2 separate regions of the Homo sapiens genome follow, and region 2 is linked to region 1. A link is an interaction called in ENCODE POLR2A ChIA-PET data of the cell type or tissue named here. Cell type or tissue: PC-3. All regions are shown on one strand.

Region 1 (8,000 bases):
TGGCTGGTTTAGAATCCACACGAAATCCACACCTTACATTTGATTGATATATCTCTTCGGATTCTTTTAGTCTATAGGTTGTTCCTCCTGCCTGACCCCTGTGCATGTGTTTCAGTTTCTTCGTTGAAATTGGGCTTGCTTTCTCCTGCAGCTTCCTCCTGTCTTGACTTCGCTGAATCCATCCCTGTGGTATCTACCATGTTCTATAACCTCGGTGTTTCTTATAAACTGATAGGTGGATGTAGAGTCTTAATATAACTCCGATTTCAATTTGTAATAATATTATCTCCAGGCATTGTTGTATGGTTCCATCAGCAGATGGGGACAGTGTGGTTGTTCATCATTTTGTGAGCAGCCCCTGGTAATTATTACCTGGATCTTTTATCTGTCTACCTGTTATTACTGTAATTCCTTTATTTAGTAGGGGAATATTTCTATAAACAGAAACTTTTCCTTCTCAGCTATTCTTGCCAGTTACTCTGAGGTATACAGTTCATATGGAAAGTGTAGGCCAAATGCTTAATTTCATCTGTTTCTTTATCAGTTTTGTTTTTGTTTCTTTTTTTTTTTTCTTCTTCTTCCCTTTTGAGACATGGTTTTACTCTGTCACCTAGGCTGGACACCCAGTGCAGTGATGCAATCTTGGCTCGCTGCCAAGACCTCCTGGGCTCAAGCATCCTCCCATCTTAACCTCCCAAGTAGCTGGGACTACAGGCGCACACCACCATGCCCAGCTAATATTTGTATTTTTGCAGAGACAGGGTTTTGCCATATTGCCCAGGCTGGTCTCAAACTCCTGAGCTCAAGTGATCCACCCACCTTAGCTTCCCAAAGTGCTGGTATTACAGGCATGAGCCACCATGGCTAGCCTCTTCCTTTATTGGTTTCAGAAAAAATAAGTTGGTTTTCTGGGGCCACATCCTCACGGTTCATGTTTACTGTTTTTTTTTTTTTTCTTTTTAAAAGATATCATTAAGAACTCACAAACATCAACATAGTTATTACTGCAGCCGGTTGCATTATTCTTCTTACTGATGTTTCAGTTGCCCCACATTTGAATAACCAGACCCCTCTAAGCTGACTCCTGAGAGCTGTTGGTAGCAGCATCCTCACTTTCTGCTGTGACAGTGTGTTTCATGCTCTTCTAATATATTTTCTGCCCCATACCTGGAATCAGTCATTTCTCAAAGTAGCCTTGCCCCTATTAATGGGAAAGGGTATTCAGAGACCACTATTTGGAATTATTGCTTTTATTTTGCAAATGCTTAAAGTAAGTTAACATCAGGAGCACGCTGGCTCTAAATTCAGTTTTCACAGCTATGTCTGAAAATGTAGTGAGTCTACCCTTGATTATCCGAGTGATTAATCTTTCCAAGGGTACCAATAAATGTGGGTTCTCCTTGCCAATTCAGATTTTCCTTTATTTGGACTCTGATGAACTTCTTACAGAACTGTAGCCTGACGTTTCTGTGGGCACTGTGACTGTGTGTTGGATGAGGTCTTACTTGGCAGGTGTCAGAAGCAATGATGGGCAGATCTGCTTGTCTGCAGTAGGATGCCAGAACACAGTGACCACTGTGCTTGTGTTGAGTTGTGGGTTTTTGTTTGTTTTTTTTTTGCTTTTTTTGTTTATGGGTACAGATAGTTAGGAAGCAATGGTATCTCAATGAGTTTAACATTTTCTTTTGCCCCCTGCGAAATTGAGTGCCAGGAAATTGGGCTCAACCATTGTGTTGTCTTCAGTAGGCAAATTGGGTTGGGGGGCTGGAAATTGGTCACAGTCATGGTGCTAAGTTTTGAAGAGGTTTTTCCTAGTGTGGAATGTCTGAGCATGAGCTTGGTCTTCCCTGACAGTGGAATTGGCTCCAGCTTTGCAGACCTTATCAATCCTGTTACCAGTGCATCCTACATTTCATCTCCCAAAGCTGGCTTCATCAGTGATCTGTGAAGTGTGATGCAGAACCATTGAGGCATGGAAAACAAATGGGGACCTTTGATCAACATGGGGATTAGGGGAACAACAATTATTAAAAAAATATCAGGACTTAACATATCTGTATTTTATTATCTCACATTGTAAAATTTCCTATTCCTTGTATATGTTTAATAATGTTTGTATTAGTGGAATTGAGCATTTAAATGATCATTAAATAAAAGTCCTATACAGCTGCATGCTCAGAAAGATTTTCCTAACAGGGCTATGTTATCAAGAAAGTTTGGAGGCACTGGACCTGCTTTCTGGTCACTTTTTCTGCATCTTTTCTTGGGCAGTCTTTTGATCCATTCTCCAGTTTAGTCAAGTGATCGTTTAGTAATTCACATCTCTCTTCCTTCTACCTCCATGCTTAAAAACCTTCAGCAGCTTCCCAGTACGGTTAAGAATACTGGTATGTTTTGTTCAAGTGTATAAGAATTGTTTTGTGTCTTTGCAGCCTTGTCTCTTCTACCTCATGACTAGCACGCTGGGCCTCTGAATTTCTTGGATGAGTCTTCTTCCTGCTTAACTCTAGGCACTCTCTTTTCCCTTTGTCTGGTAAAACTTCTCTTTGGTGCTCTCCTGTCTAGCCTTACTTATGCCATAGGCATCTGGTCAAGTAACAGTTTCTTCAGTAGGTGTTTCCGGATTCCATAGAGTTGCTACATAATCCTGTAGTGCTGTGTATTTTTGGTGACTACGGGAGAGTAGGGAATTTGTGTGGGTTCTCTAGATCCACTGCTGTGTTGGGAAATGTTTAATAGCCGGCTCTCTGAAAACCGCAGAAACCTGGCTTTGTCACATTTTCCCATTTCCATGGTGTAAATATGAGTATTATGGCCAGATTCAGGCTACCAAATTGATGTCACTGAATGTTGAGTTGGGATGAGATGCATGGTAGCAAACTGTAATATGGTATTTCCATGATAATAGATGGAGAAGGTGCATCATGTGTGTAGATACTAATAAAATATAGTAAAATAATTCGAACGTGAAGATTTTTGAGTATTATCTTTGTTTTAATATAGTTTAGTTGGAAGTTTATGTACTATAATTTTCTTTTCTTTTTTTTCTTTTTTTTTTGAGACAGAGTTTCGCTTTTGTCGCCCAGGTTAGAGTGCAATGGCACTATCTTGGATCACTGCAGTCTCCGCCTCCCAGGTTCAAGTGATTCTACTGCTTCAGCCTCCCGAGTAGCTGGAATTACAGGTGCCTGTCACCACAGCCAGCTAATTTTTGTATTTTTAATAGAGATGGGGTTTTACCATGTTAGCCAGGCTGGTCTGGAACTCCTGACCTCAGGTGATCCGCCTGCCGTGGCCTCCCAAAATGCTGAGATTACAGGCATGAGCCACCATGCCTGGCCTGTATTATAATTTTTAATAATTTTATTTAACCATCAACTCTCAGAAATTCCTGAAAATTTAATAATTCTCTCTCATGCAATGGTAGGAGCCAGGAGTAGAGATCCCCTGTGCCACACGCAGACAGGTCACATTTTTTTGAATTGATTGAAGACATTGGAATAAGGTAATGTATGCATGTGCTTCCATTTTTGGGCATTTACTTTGCTTTGCATTATCAACTTATTCTTTTATAACTTGCATGTCTTGCATTGTACTAGCTTTTATATGAGGAGAAGTATGTATCACAGAGGGAAATATGCACAAATGCAGCCAGATACTCAACACCACTCCAGTAGTGCAACTGATTGACTAAGGCATTAACATTGATCTAATGAAGTTCAGTGGCAGGTGGTTGGCTCAGAAAAATGAATTATAATACATTAATCTTGCTTTGTGGATATACAAGGTAGACAGAAAAAATGGTAAACACTTTCGTTCTTGGAATTCCCATTTTGCTATTCATTCCCTCATTTTCCAATCATTGAGAGGTGAATTATCAGAAAAACGCTTTAGCGATATTTGCCTGCAGCTACTATATTGGTAGTTTTGACTGAATTACTTAATCGATTCGACCTAAGTTTCTAAATTGACTAAGTGTTTGACTGAAAAGATTCTTTGGAAGAAAATACAGATGATTTCACAAGATTATAGTGACATATCGTGTGAAAGTGTAGATTAAGGGTACCCAACACATTTCTGTTAATCCAAGTAAATGTTTCTGATCAGGATATAAGAGTAAATGCCATCAGGGTTACAAAAGCTGGTGTAAAATTTAGACATTTTAATAGCCATGTGGTAGGACATTTCAAATATTATTTTCTAAAGGTTAACTGTCAATATTTAGGTCCTATAAAGAAAAAGTTTTAAAATGCTTTAGAATATAGTATTTATTTTGTAAGCAATCTTTCTAGACAGAACAGCCCTTCTATATTTTATTTCCAAAAATCAAAAGCTGTTAGGGACAGAAGTTTTTAAGATAGAAGGTAAGCCCTTTTTGTTATAGATGAGGAAACTAGAGCCATGCGTGAATGTGGACAGCCTTGTTCTGTTTGAATCGGTGTTTTGAAGTGTGTGGTTTACCCTGTGAATTAAGACCTGAGCAGGTGCGAGCCTGTCTTTGCAGCAGATGATCTTCAGCCACATGCTTCGTCCTGTGCTAGCCCGTCATCCTGGATGACTCTTCTTTTTATGTTGATTCAATGTATGGTAATGTTTGCAGAGAAAACTAACGAGGCATATTAGAAATCCGTACTAATGTAGATACATTTTGTAAAATCAAATAAGATTGATCACCATCCCTACTTAATTCAGAGCAAAGGAAGGGAATCTAATTTTTCTCTTTTTCCACACCTCGTTTGCTGTAATGAAAATGGCATTCTGCTTTGAATCATTTCCAAGGAAATGATTTTCAATATTGTTGTCTGTGACATTTTGACAATTAAAATGCATTTCTTAAGCCTACTGGAAATGCTGCGATGCTTTTTCTTGTTTTCATTTTTTTTCCCCCCAGTGGTTCTATCTGTGCTTGTTGCCTAGGAAACCACGACTGGGTTGAATTCTGTTTGCCTGGTTGTCTGACAGACTGGCAAAGTTATGGATAAAGTTCTTGGCTTTAGAGTTGTAAAAGTGCTACTTAAATAACAGAAACATTTTATCAATATTAAAGTGCTTTATCTCCTCAATTAAAAAGCAGCCAAGCATTTGTTTGGTTTTCTTAAAATGCTAAATAGAGAATTATTGTTTTCCTTGATTATTATTGAAACTTCCTGTTTTGTATACAAATTTGCAATAGGATTTGAATTGTCACAGTGAGCTAGTTCTAAATATAGCACTTTAATAAAAAAATGCTTCTGTAAATTTGTTTACTTCCTTGGGGAGTCATGTGCATGTGTTATCATTCCCAAGAGGGACAAACATAAACATATTTCATGAAAAAATTCAAAGAGGTGTTAGAAAATGCAGATTATTTTGCCCTATGTTTGATAAGTAGAAAAACAATTATTTCTATATAACTTTTTCAAATTAAAGTTAGAAAGAAGTAGTGGAAATCCCTCAGATCTTTTCTGAGTTGATAGAACTGAGAGTATATAGTTAATGGTTATTTAATTATACTTTAGCTAAATTCAGTGTCCTTGCTTAATACTAAAAAATTAATTACATTGCTTAATACTAAAAAAATTTCAGAGAGATGTGTTTTTGGATGATCCTGTGACCACTGACTCCATGAAGCTGTAGAGCCCTTGAAATGAGGCAAGGGTAACTGAGGAGCTGAATCTAAATAGCCGGTGTGGCTAGTGACTCCATCGTCTGGGGACTTGATGGAAATGCAGAGTCTCAGGCCCCATCCAGACCTATTCATTCAGAATCTGTATTTTTCATGAGGTCCCTTAGGGCTGATATGCAATGCTGTCTCTTCTAGAGCAATAATTCTCTTCTAGAGCTGTCTTGGCTGCATGTTACAATGACCTGAAGAGCTTGTGAAAGTAATTCCTGGGCTTCTTCCTAGACCAAATTTTCAGTATTTCTGATGGGGATCCTGGAACCAGCATTTTACAGAGTATTCCCACGTCATTTTAATGACTGGTGAAGTGTTAGAACCACATATATAACTCAAAGAGTATACAAACAAGTGTGACGTTTGGATGGGGAGGTCTTAAGTACTGCCCTGGATTTTCCACTTTTTGTTGAGGTTAGTATAGGAACAGTATATGTAAGAAAGAGTTAGTCTGTACTGAGTGCTAAGTATATTATCTTAAATTGACTAAACATTTGACTGGGAAGACTCTTTTGGTGAAAATACACAAGACTATATTGACAGGCTGGGCGTGGTGGCTCATGCCTGTAATCCCAGCACTTTCGGGAGGCAAAGATGTTAGTGACATACTTTGTGAATGTATAGATTAAGGGCACCCAACGCATTTCTGTTAATCCCAGTAAATGTTCTGACATAGATATGAAGCACGAGCATTTTGTTTTGTGTACACACACCCTCTCCCTCTGTCTCTCTCTCTCTCTCTCTGTAATGTGCCCTTCCTTCAATGTACCACTCCCCATTTCTTCTCACAAATCCCCTAATAATAAAATAAATTGTGATGAATTTTCTGTTTGCTCGTCTTAGCTAAAGGGAACTTATTTCATTCTTAAAATGTTTTTCATGGTCTTTCTTTTTCCCTGTGAAGAATGATTACAAGATCCAAGCATGAGATGAGTCATTGTCTAATGAATAGTGTCTTTTCTTCCAGCTCTGACTTGCAGTGTGGTTGAGTTCAGCTAATGTGCATTTACTGCACTCCTACCGTGTGATGGCAGTGATGGTAGATGTAGGTGAGAAAGGTGCAAATAAACCAGAGAGTCTTTCTTTCAGTTCTTGGTGTTCCTGGATTTCATGCATACTGGATAGGAGCATGTTTTCTGTGGCTTGACGACTGAGGCTTGGATTTTTATCTCCACTAATTATTGTTAGATTAACTTTTGCCAGGATATCTTATCTCTGTAACACCAAGTCTTCATACCTGTAAAATAGGAATACCTATAAAATGGGAATAATAATAGAACCTATTTTATAGCCTTATTCTGAGGATTTGATCAGTCATGACATTAAGGTTCTTAGCATATACATAACCCATAGTGAATGCTCAACAAATGTTAGTGATTACAGACTTAATTGGCTCATTATAAATGATCAAGGCATGTTTACTTTTACATTACTCTTTCCTTAAGGAGGAGAATGAATGGTTTAGATTAGCTATGAAAGATCTCTGCACTTTGAAGGTAATATAAACAGACACGCAGCCATATGTTTCAGAGCCATGAAGTCTTATTGCTGCCTTGGAGCAACCAGTTGGTGCCAAATGGCTTTATTAATCGCCAGTGTGTACAGGGTTGTGTGGTAAGGAATTAATTTGAAACTGGAACAGTTAAGACAGAGAAGTGGATAATGAGCCATTTGAATGTTTTTAAAGTGCTTCCGTCATACTCCCCCTGTAGAAAATAAAGCTTTTCAACTTCCGGCAGCATCCGATCCTTTACTTCATTTTTGTTCCTAGCACTGATCTCTTCGTGGCGTAGTCTGTGTTCACATGTGTATGCTTTGTCCTGTCCTCACCAGAATGGAACATCCTGGAGGGATTATTGGCCTTCCAGTTCAAACGATTCTTCTGCCTCCTGCCTCAGCCTCCCTAGTAGCTGAGACTACAGGCATGCACCACCACGCCCAACTAATTTTTGTATTTTTAGTAGAGACAGGGTTTCACCATCTTGGCCAGGCTGGTCTAGAACTCCTGACATCACATGATCTTCCCACTTCAGCCTCCCAAAGTTCTGAGATTACAGGCTTGAACCATTGCGCCCAGCTGTAGATATTTGTCTTTGGAAGAAAGACTTTGTAAACCTCCTTAGAAAGCTTTTAGTGGGGCGGGCAAGCGGCGGGGCCATGCGCATGGCATGCTGGGCTGTGGGCGCTGGCTGCTGGGAACCCGGCAGAACATGGCCGTGCATGTGTGCTGAAGGGAGAGGTGGCCACAGAGATAGCGTGTTCCTCATGATCAAGTGCCACTGCATCACCATCTTCACAGATGCCAGGGTGTCTAGCATGGTGTTTGAGTTGAAGTGCATCGTCG
Region 2 (8,000 bases), 170 kb after region 1:
TTCTTTGACCATAAATAATAGTTTGTATGTTGTTCAAACAGACGTTGTGTACGTTAAGCTCACTCCTTGATTAAAATAAAATTCTCAGTGGCAATTCCAACTGTAGGGTTAGGAATGCTGTCATTTCGATTGTGTAGCCAGCCCTTTCGGTCAGAATTGGTTTTTAAAAAGCCTTCAGCTTCATTTTAAATTGTCCCCATGGACAGAAAACAGCATCCACTGTGGGCCGTCATTTGAATGTTAAAATCAGTTGGACACTAAAAGCGAATTTGCGAAGGTTCAGAAAATTGAGGGTGTGACCCTCATTGTGCCTGCTCTGCAACATTGTCTAGGGAAGGGAGGGATAATGGAGGTGACATTCTACCATTATCTGTGGGAGCATTTTACCTGCTTCATTTGAGGGGGATGGGTTAAAGAGAAGTTTAGAATGTCAAGTAAAAGTGAAGAAAGGTTTTTGGTAATAACTCTTTAAAAGAGTGATCCTATTGTTTTTCTTCCTTCACCCACATATATTGAAAGGTTTTTTAAAAATGAAATAGAGCTATTTTTAGAGTAGAGTGTCTGAGGAGTCATCTATTTGAACTTTCTCCCAGTTGCTGAAACCACTCTACAATACCACTAATAAATGTCACCTGATTCCTTCATAGCTTTTTTACCTCCTCACAGTCTTCATCATATCAGTTATTATTCTCACCCCATGTATTAGTCTAAAAGCTCTAAAGTCTTCCTGTTTCATGCCAGCTTTGTGTGTGTGTGGTTTCCTTTTTTTGGTTTTCAGGAAAAGCTAAGTTTTTCTGTTGCCAAGAGCTCATCATTCTAATGTTAAAAGTCAGAGTCCAGAAGAGCAGATCATGTTATTCGACACCATCTGTGTATCACTAGCTGTTCATTTCCTACATCTTTCTTTCTCTTCCAAAGTCAAAGTGTTCCACCAAAATAAGAAATAAAAACAATATTTATGTCCCCAGCGTTCTTGATTCCTATGCAGGAGTTTGCAGCGACTGAAAGTCCAGTCCTCATTTAGTTGTATTATCTTTTTACCTAACACTAACAGAAATTGGTAGTGGTCAGTGGATTTACTAAATCCAGTGAAATTTTCTATTTTGAATGTCTCATTTTAACTTAAAAGTTTTGTTTTAAGAATATAGCTTGTGAAGACTGAGTCACCCTGTGTAGAATTTTTACATTTCATCCTTTATCTTTCAATATAAATTGTAAATTGCTCAAGTATCTGTGTTCCTATTACTAAGTATTCCTAATTCTAAGGTAGTTCATAGTTAAATGGGTGCAACAAAGGGCAGTTCTTCATATTGTTGGCTGCTTATTCAGTCCTTCATTTAATTGCTCAGTGAGTATTTAATGATGCTTCTTGGGGCCTCTCCCTCAGAGGAGAGTATTGTTGAGTTTTAAATACAAAGTAATACTATGATATTTTCGTTTTGTATATCTCTATTTATACCCATTGAACAATTCATTTTAATCTAGTAGCAAATCTAAACAAATTATTTAAATCTAGTAAAATTGCCAAAGCTACCTAAAATGATATTTACTGCTAAATTATACACTTAAGACAAATAACACAATAGATATTCCACAGTTGCTCTAACACTTGCTTTATGCAGTGTACCTTTTAGGATGCTTTCAGCTATATGTAATAGAAAGTGCAACTCAGACCAACTCAAACAATAAGGAAATACATTTTCCTACATAACTTGAGTTCTAGAGTTCTTCAGAGAGATTTCTCCAAAGACCCAACATTTTTCTGCCCCTTCTGCTCTGCTATCCATGAGTCAGCTACCCACAAAATAATTCCATAATTCAGCTATCCATAGGGTAATTTTAGGGCTCAGAGGCCTTTTACTGTCTTATTGCTGTCTAACAGAAGGGAATGAGCCCTCTCCCTAAGCATGGATATGTCCATTGAGTCCAACGGGGCCATTCTTGGTCTGATAACCTTGGACTGGCAAGTCTGCAGGGGTATGGCATCCATAAACTTAATAATGAATTCACCCCTTGGAGCTAGGTTGCATTCCTGGACACAGAGTTCTATTAGGAAGAATAAAGGGAGAAATGGATTTTGGATAAGCGGCCAACAGAAATTATAGTATCAACAGTAGCATCACTTCTCAATGGGGGGGGGAAATAGACTCTAATGACCTTGAGGCTTTGAGTCAACCTTGACTGTAAAATGTTTGTAAAGTTTAGATAGAAATAGATTATTTATGGCAGTAGCTGCAGAACTTTGCACTTCAATGAAAACCCAAAGTCATTTTCTCCATCATCATTAACACGTAAATGCCCGATCTTTTCCAAACTTGTTGGTGATCCAGTCCTAACATGATACCTTTCAGAGTTGAGTGCCTTAATTTGTAACATGGACTAGAATTTTAATTGAGCTCCATTTGCATCTGTTGAAAACATGGTAATTAGGTATGTCTTAATTGCAGAATGACTCTGCCACATTAAAGAGAAATAAGCAGCTTCATGCTACACCTTCTTTAAAAAAAGAAACTTGAAAGTGCCTATCTTTATAGGTAATCACATGGAAACATAGCTGATAGTTCAGTGCATAGAGCAGGTTTAAACAGGCAGAAATGTTGTCAAAAATGGAAATTTCTATTTGTTTGGAAGGAGATAATCATCGCTCTTTGTGTAGGGTATCTGCAAAAGGAAAGCAAATAGTCTGTCAAAATGAGCAAAATTAAAGAGAAAAAAATCAAGAAATGTATATAGCACTTAAAATAGTACATTATCTAAATGTAAATTTATGATTAGTTCTTACCTTGTAATTTGCTGTATGAACACAATAGATCAAGCCATTTATTGCTGATATATTACTAGTACTTTTCTTACTTGAAAAATTGTTTATATGCATGTTCGTTTAAGGGAATAAAGATATTTTATGTACCTAATTATAAAGCTAGTATTAAATGTACAGATTTATTTTAAAACCTAAAATCTGACTAGTACATCAGTGACTTTGAATATGTATATTTTTTTCAAAAATTAAGCATGTGTAACCAATTTATTTGAGCTTTTGAAACTACAATATTTCTGCATAGGAGCAGGATAAAGATTTTTCTCTATCAAATAATTTCAGAATTTGAAGTATATATAATTCAGTACTTTAAAAGAACATCTTATGTTTGTACATATGAAGCTACATATTGCTAAATATTTTTAATTAGTTGGCATTCAAAGGGATTAGTTAAATCAGTACACCCCCAGAAGAGTTTCTGTGATAATGTATTATCTAATTTAGAATGTTCAGAACAAGCATAAAGAATCCTCCAATGTGCAAGTGTCATTTTAAACAGTCCACTGGCTTGGGGCAGGAAACAGAGGTAGGACTTTTAATTTTATAAAATGAGGTTACAAAACCTGAAGCTAATAATTGATTTCATACTACTTTATTTCACATACTTTAGAAAATAAGTTGTGTTACATACACCAGAAAATTATTTTGAATATGAAAAGAATTGGCAACAAACGTGACTTCAGCATATAGTGAGTTGTGAAGGCACTGCCATTATTCTGTTCCCAAGCCAAGAGCCGACATATGCCCCTTGAACTTCTGCCAAAACTATTAGGCAGAAAACTAACAGAATCGCTACTGATAGTTCCATTCATGATTTATGATAATGGTTGCTGTGGAAGACTAAATCATTTACATTTATTGAGCTCATTTTTCTGTTTATAGTTTCAGACATTGTAGAGGGTCGTAAAATCTATTAAATGATGCATACAGCACTAACAATAATAGCATGAAAATATACCAGAAACTAATTAGAGCTAAACCAAATATCATGAGCATTCCTACCTAGTGTTACTGTAGTCAGATTGTGGCTAGTCTTGTCAGGCTTGATGAGAGAACAGTAAGCATTTTTCTAAAGCTAGAGGAATGGTGATACCTGGCGATTAGATAAAGTTTTGGTCAGGATAAAGTCACAAGTCAGTTTTTACCAAAAGTCTTTCATTTATGCAGCCATTTATGAGCAGCTGCTGTTTGCCCCACAGTCTTCATTTGAGGAGCTTAGAGAATGGGAGGGAGACATGTATGTGATATCATATGAGAAGTGCAATAATAAAAGATTGTACAAATAAAGAGCTTTGGAAGTATAGGTGAAAGGAGGTTTCCATGCAGGAATTATACAAAATTCACTAGCTTCCATTTATCTAGTTTGAGTATACCAATAGACCTAGGTTTTTATAGCTCCAGAGAACTTCTGGGAATTGTTCTGTAATTATTTGGTCAATTATCTCACATTTGTGGCCACACCCATATCTCAAAAACCTGAAGTACTGGTTCACAAGCAGATAGAACACAGCCATGTTCAAGGGCATTAAGCAACACACTACAGCCCTGCTTGAGCTATGTTTACATTCTTTGGGGGAGCTCTCATTTGAAAAGGCTGCACATAATTAGTAAGCCCTTGGGCCAACTGCCAGGATATTCTTTCCCTGCTCTGTGTACACCACAAAAAATTATAGCCTGAACTCAGTATTATTTGTAAGATTATGGATTTTCACTATGTCCTTCTAGTTGTAACTGGCTTCTTCTAATAAACGTGCACAATTACTATTTATATCTTAATAGCGAGGAAAAGGAGCAAATTTTCTTAAAAGCCACCATGTCCTTTGGAGGAAGACAATGGCTTACAATGAGATAACTCGCAGTTCAGAGGAAGGCTAACGTTTCTGAAGTCATTTATATGCTTGGGCTGGGTGTGACTCACCCCTGTAATCCCAGCACTTTGGGAGGAGAGGCTGGTGGATCATGAGGTCAAGAGATCGAGACCATCCTGGCCAACATGGTGAATTCCTATCTCTACTAAAAATACAAAAATTAGCTGGGTGTGGTGGCGTGTGCCTGTAGTCCCAGCTACTTGGGGGGCTGAGGCAGGAGAATCACATGAACCCGGGAGGTGGAGATTGCAGTGAGCCAAGATCACACCACTGTACTCCAGCCTGGTGACAGAGTGAAACTCCGTCTCAAGAAGAAGAAAAAAAAAAAAAAAAAAAAGTCTGGGTGCAGTGGCTCACTCCTGTAATCCCAGCACTTTGGGAGGCCGAGGCGGGGAGATCACGAGGTCAGGAGCTCAAGACCAGCCTGGCCAACATAGTGAAACTCTACTACTAAAAATACAAAACTACTAAAAATACAAAAAATTAGCTGGGCGTGGTGGTGGGCGCCTGTAATCCCAGCTACTCGGGAGGCTGAGGCAGGAGAATGGCTTGAACCCAGGAGGCGGAGGTTGCAGTGAGTCGAGATCACACCACTGCACTCCAGCCTGGGCGACAGAGCGAGACTCAGCCTCAAAAAAATAAAAAAAATAAAAAAATTCTGAGCTTTGTTTTTTGCATTATGATAAATAGCTGGCTTTTTAACAAAAAAACACAACTGTGTTACTTGGGCGTAGCTATACCACCATTTGATAGTCTCTTTTCAGATTTGTGAGGGTTTAATAGCAGAAATCTAAGATATTGGGACCCTTTTAGCTGGTCTTATTATACCCACGATAATTGTGTATTGCTATTGAAAGTGCTCCTTGCTGGTAGAGAGGAAGGACTGAATTTTACTGAGGATATATTAACTTGATTTGGAGGTCAGTTCTTTGCAAAAGTTTGGGAAGAGGCCGAACCATTCTGTTTGGCTCTTTGTTATAAGAAACTCAGAAATAATGATCTATACTTTCTTTGTTGATGCTGGAAAAAGAAAAATGACTTAAGAATTCACGGAGTAATTAACCTTATGGCCCCCTATAATTCTCATTGTATTTGGAGGAGAACCTTAGGTGACCAGTCTCGAAAGAAAGATTTCTGAGAGTGGATGTTCATACGTGTCTCTCTGCTTCTTATTTAATAGAGAAATGTTTAAGCTCTTTTGGTAGGGGGAGACTTACTTCAGTTACTTGTCGTTCTTTCAACTGCAAAAAGTTTGGGGTATTGAAGTGCCCTTGGACCATGTGCTTACGAAGTGTTGGTTCAAGGAATGGAATATTGTTATCACTAAGCAGATCTTTTATCTGCAAAGTCCAGAGAAGTGCACTTATTGATTTACTCATTTTCATGGCTCCCTCTACCTCTGTTCAGCCGCCATGATGCAGATAGGCATGCAAGATTGTTTAGGATTAGAATATATAGTAGCATTTACTTCTGATGTTGGCCTTATGCAAAGAAGAGTTACAGAGGCTGTGCAGATCTGTTGTAGATATAAGCCAAAATAATCTGCTCTTCTGTGTGAGCAGGATATGTTGGGAGCCTAAGGAAAGAAGTCCTTGTGCTGACATTGAATGGTGTAGTCCAGCAAATTAATGAGGGGCCAGAGTGTATCTGCATTATTCTTACCCAAGAAGAAAGGAAGCACTTTGGGAAGGCCTGCTTATTTTCTTTCTTTTCATCTTGCAAATATAGTACACGGGACCCTTAGAGGTCTGCGCTGTATAACAAGGTCTTGCTGGCACCCCCCTAGTAGTGTACAATCTGATTCTTAGAGGGTGTTTCTGTGGGTGCATCAGCATCCCACCAGGAAGCTGCTGTTTTGCTGCTACTGACTTGGCACACGATCTTCACGTAGGAGGCATCCACATCACATGTTCCATTTTAATTCTACTCAAAGTTAAACAGCATTGCAGTCCATGTTGCTAGCAGGGCCATACTGCAGTAAAAGTGTGGGAAAGTAAAGTCCTTGAATGTATTTTAGCTTTATTATTTTTGTTGCGTTGGTTCACTGTGTCCCTATTTTTTTTTCTTTCCTTCCAAGTGGAAGAAGACACAGAAGAAAGTTCAAGATCAGGGAGAGAGTCTGTATCCACAGCCAGTGATCAGCCTTCCCACTCTCTGGAGAGACAAATGAATGGAAACCAAGAGAAAGGTGATAAGACTGATAGAAAAAAGGATAAAACTGGAAAAGAAAAGAAGAAAGATAGAGATAAGGAGAAGGATAAAATGAAAGCCAAGAAGGGAATGCTGAAGGGCTTGGGAGACATGTTCAGGTAAGTCGTTACCATCCCAAACCAGAATCTCCTTAAACATACAGGAGTGTGAGCTTAGCAAAAAGTACTAAAAACTGGACACGGTAGTGCACACCTGTAATCCCAGCTACTTGGGAGGCTGAACTGGGAGGAATGCTGGAGCCCAGGATTCCAAATCCAGCCTGGGCAACAGATCATTCCATTCTCTCTCTAAAATAAATAAATAAATAAATAAAAGCACTGAAAGCACAGATTTGAAAACATTATCTTTGAGATCAACCAAAATTCTTGTATAATCTTTTCCTACCTCATTTTTACTTTGTTATGGATTTCATGTTAGCTATTTTCAGACTATTTTAGCAGCCTAAATGATTATATCTTGCCAACCATGTAAATAATTGTTGAGAGGTAGGAGGGACATGTCTGTATCTTAGTTATGCATAAGAGTGAAAGCCCCATTGAGACAAAGGGCTATTAAAGCAGTGTTTGTTCTTTTTTGTGTGTGAACAATGGTTCATTATTTAAATTTAAACATAGAGCTCAAGTTAGTGGTAGCATTTAAAGGTTCATTAATAACAAGTCTAATAAAAAAAGTTACAAATAGAGCTTCAATTAAGCTGCGTTCATTAATTTAGTACTTATTACTTCGGTCTGTAAAGATTTCATTAAATGTGGTCTCTGGCTGTTTCTTGACAGTTGTTTTTGTGCCCATAAATTATACTCTAGGATTACTTAGCATATCATTTTTTACAAATCATTGCCATACAATAAAAGTGACAAGTTGTTCAGAAGTTGCACTGAAACTCTCCCATAAAAGTTCATCTAAGATGATTTATAATATTCAGGCACTTAATGTTAAATATAAAGATTGCTTGATTGTTCCATAAATTAAACCCCTAAACATATCAAGGTGATGGTTTAAAATTGAAAACATACAGCACAGCCATTTGACTTTTCAAAAAGTAGTTATCCTGCATTATGGATCCCCTCTTTTTAAAAACTTTTTTTTAAATTGCAAAATGTGAA

The links. Peaks named below come from ENCODE experiments on the same cell type or tissue, not always from the same donor. Only the 100,000 strongest peaks of a DNase experiment are listed, where the experiment ranks them.
Region 2: POLR2A ChIA-PET joins it to region 1 with 14 read pairs; 2 of 35 experiments call an interaction of 5 or more read pairs at or near these places.

What each region holds. Positions count from the first base shown.
Region 1 is chr10:34,488,791-34,496,790 of GRCh38, reverse strand. The region is part of intron 3 of PARD3 (par-3 family cell polarity regulator); the gene reads left to right. It also overlaps the pseudogene ELOBP4. Among named protein-coding and RNA genes, the nearest start is that of PARD3, 320 kb to the left of the region's middle. RefSeq lists an enhancer at 7,462-7,998. In PC-3, a CTCF peak has its summit at 6,680; DNase peaks (open chromatin) are centred at 4,540 and 6,620; H3K4me3 peaks cover 488 bases; H3K27ac peaks cover 1,917 bases.
Region 2 is chr10:34,316,102-34,324,101 of GRCh38, reverse strand. It overlaps PARD3 (par-3 family cell polarity regulator), which reads left to right. Exons shown (of 25, transcript NM_001184785.2): 20 at 6,764-6,995. Among named protein-coding and RNA genes, the nearest start is that of LINC02629, 420 kb to the right of the region's middle. In PC-3, no CTCF peak of the experiment used is centred here; a DNase peak (open chromatin) is centred at 4,371; H3K27ac peaks cover 2,645 bases.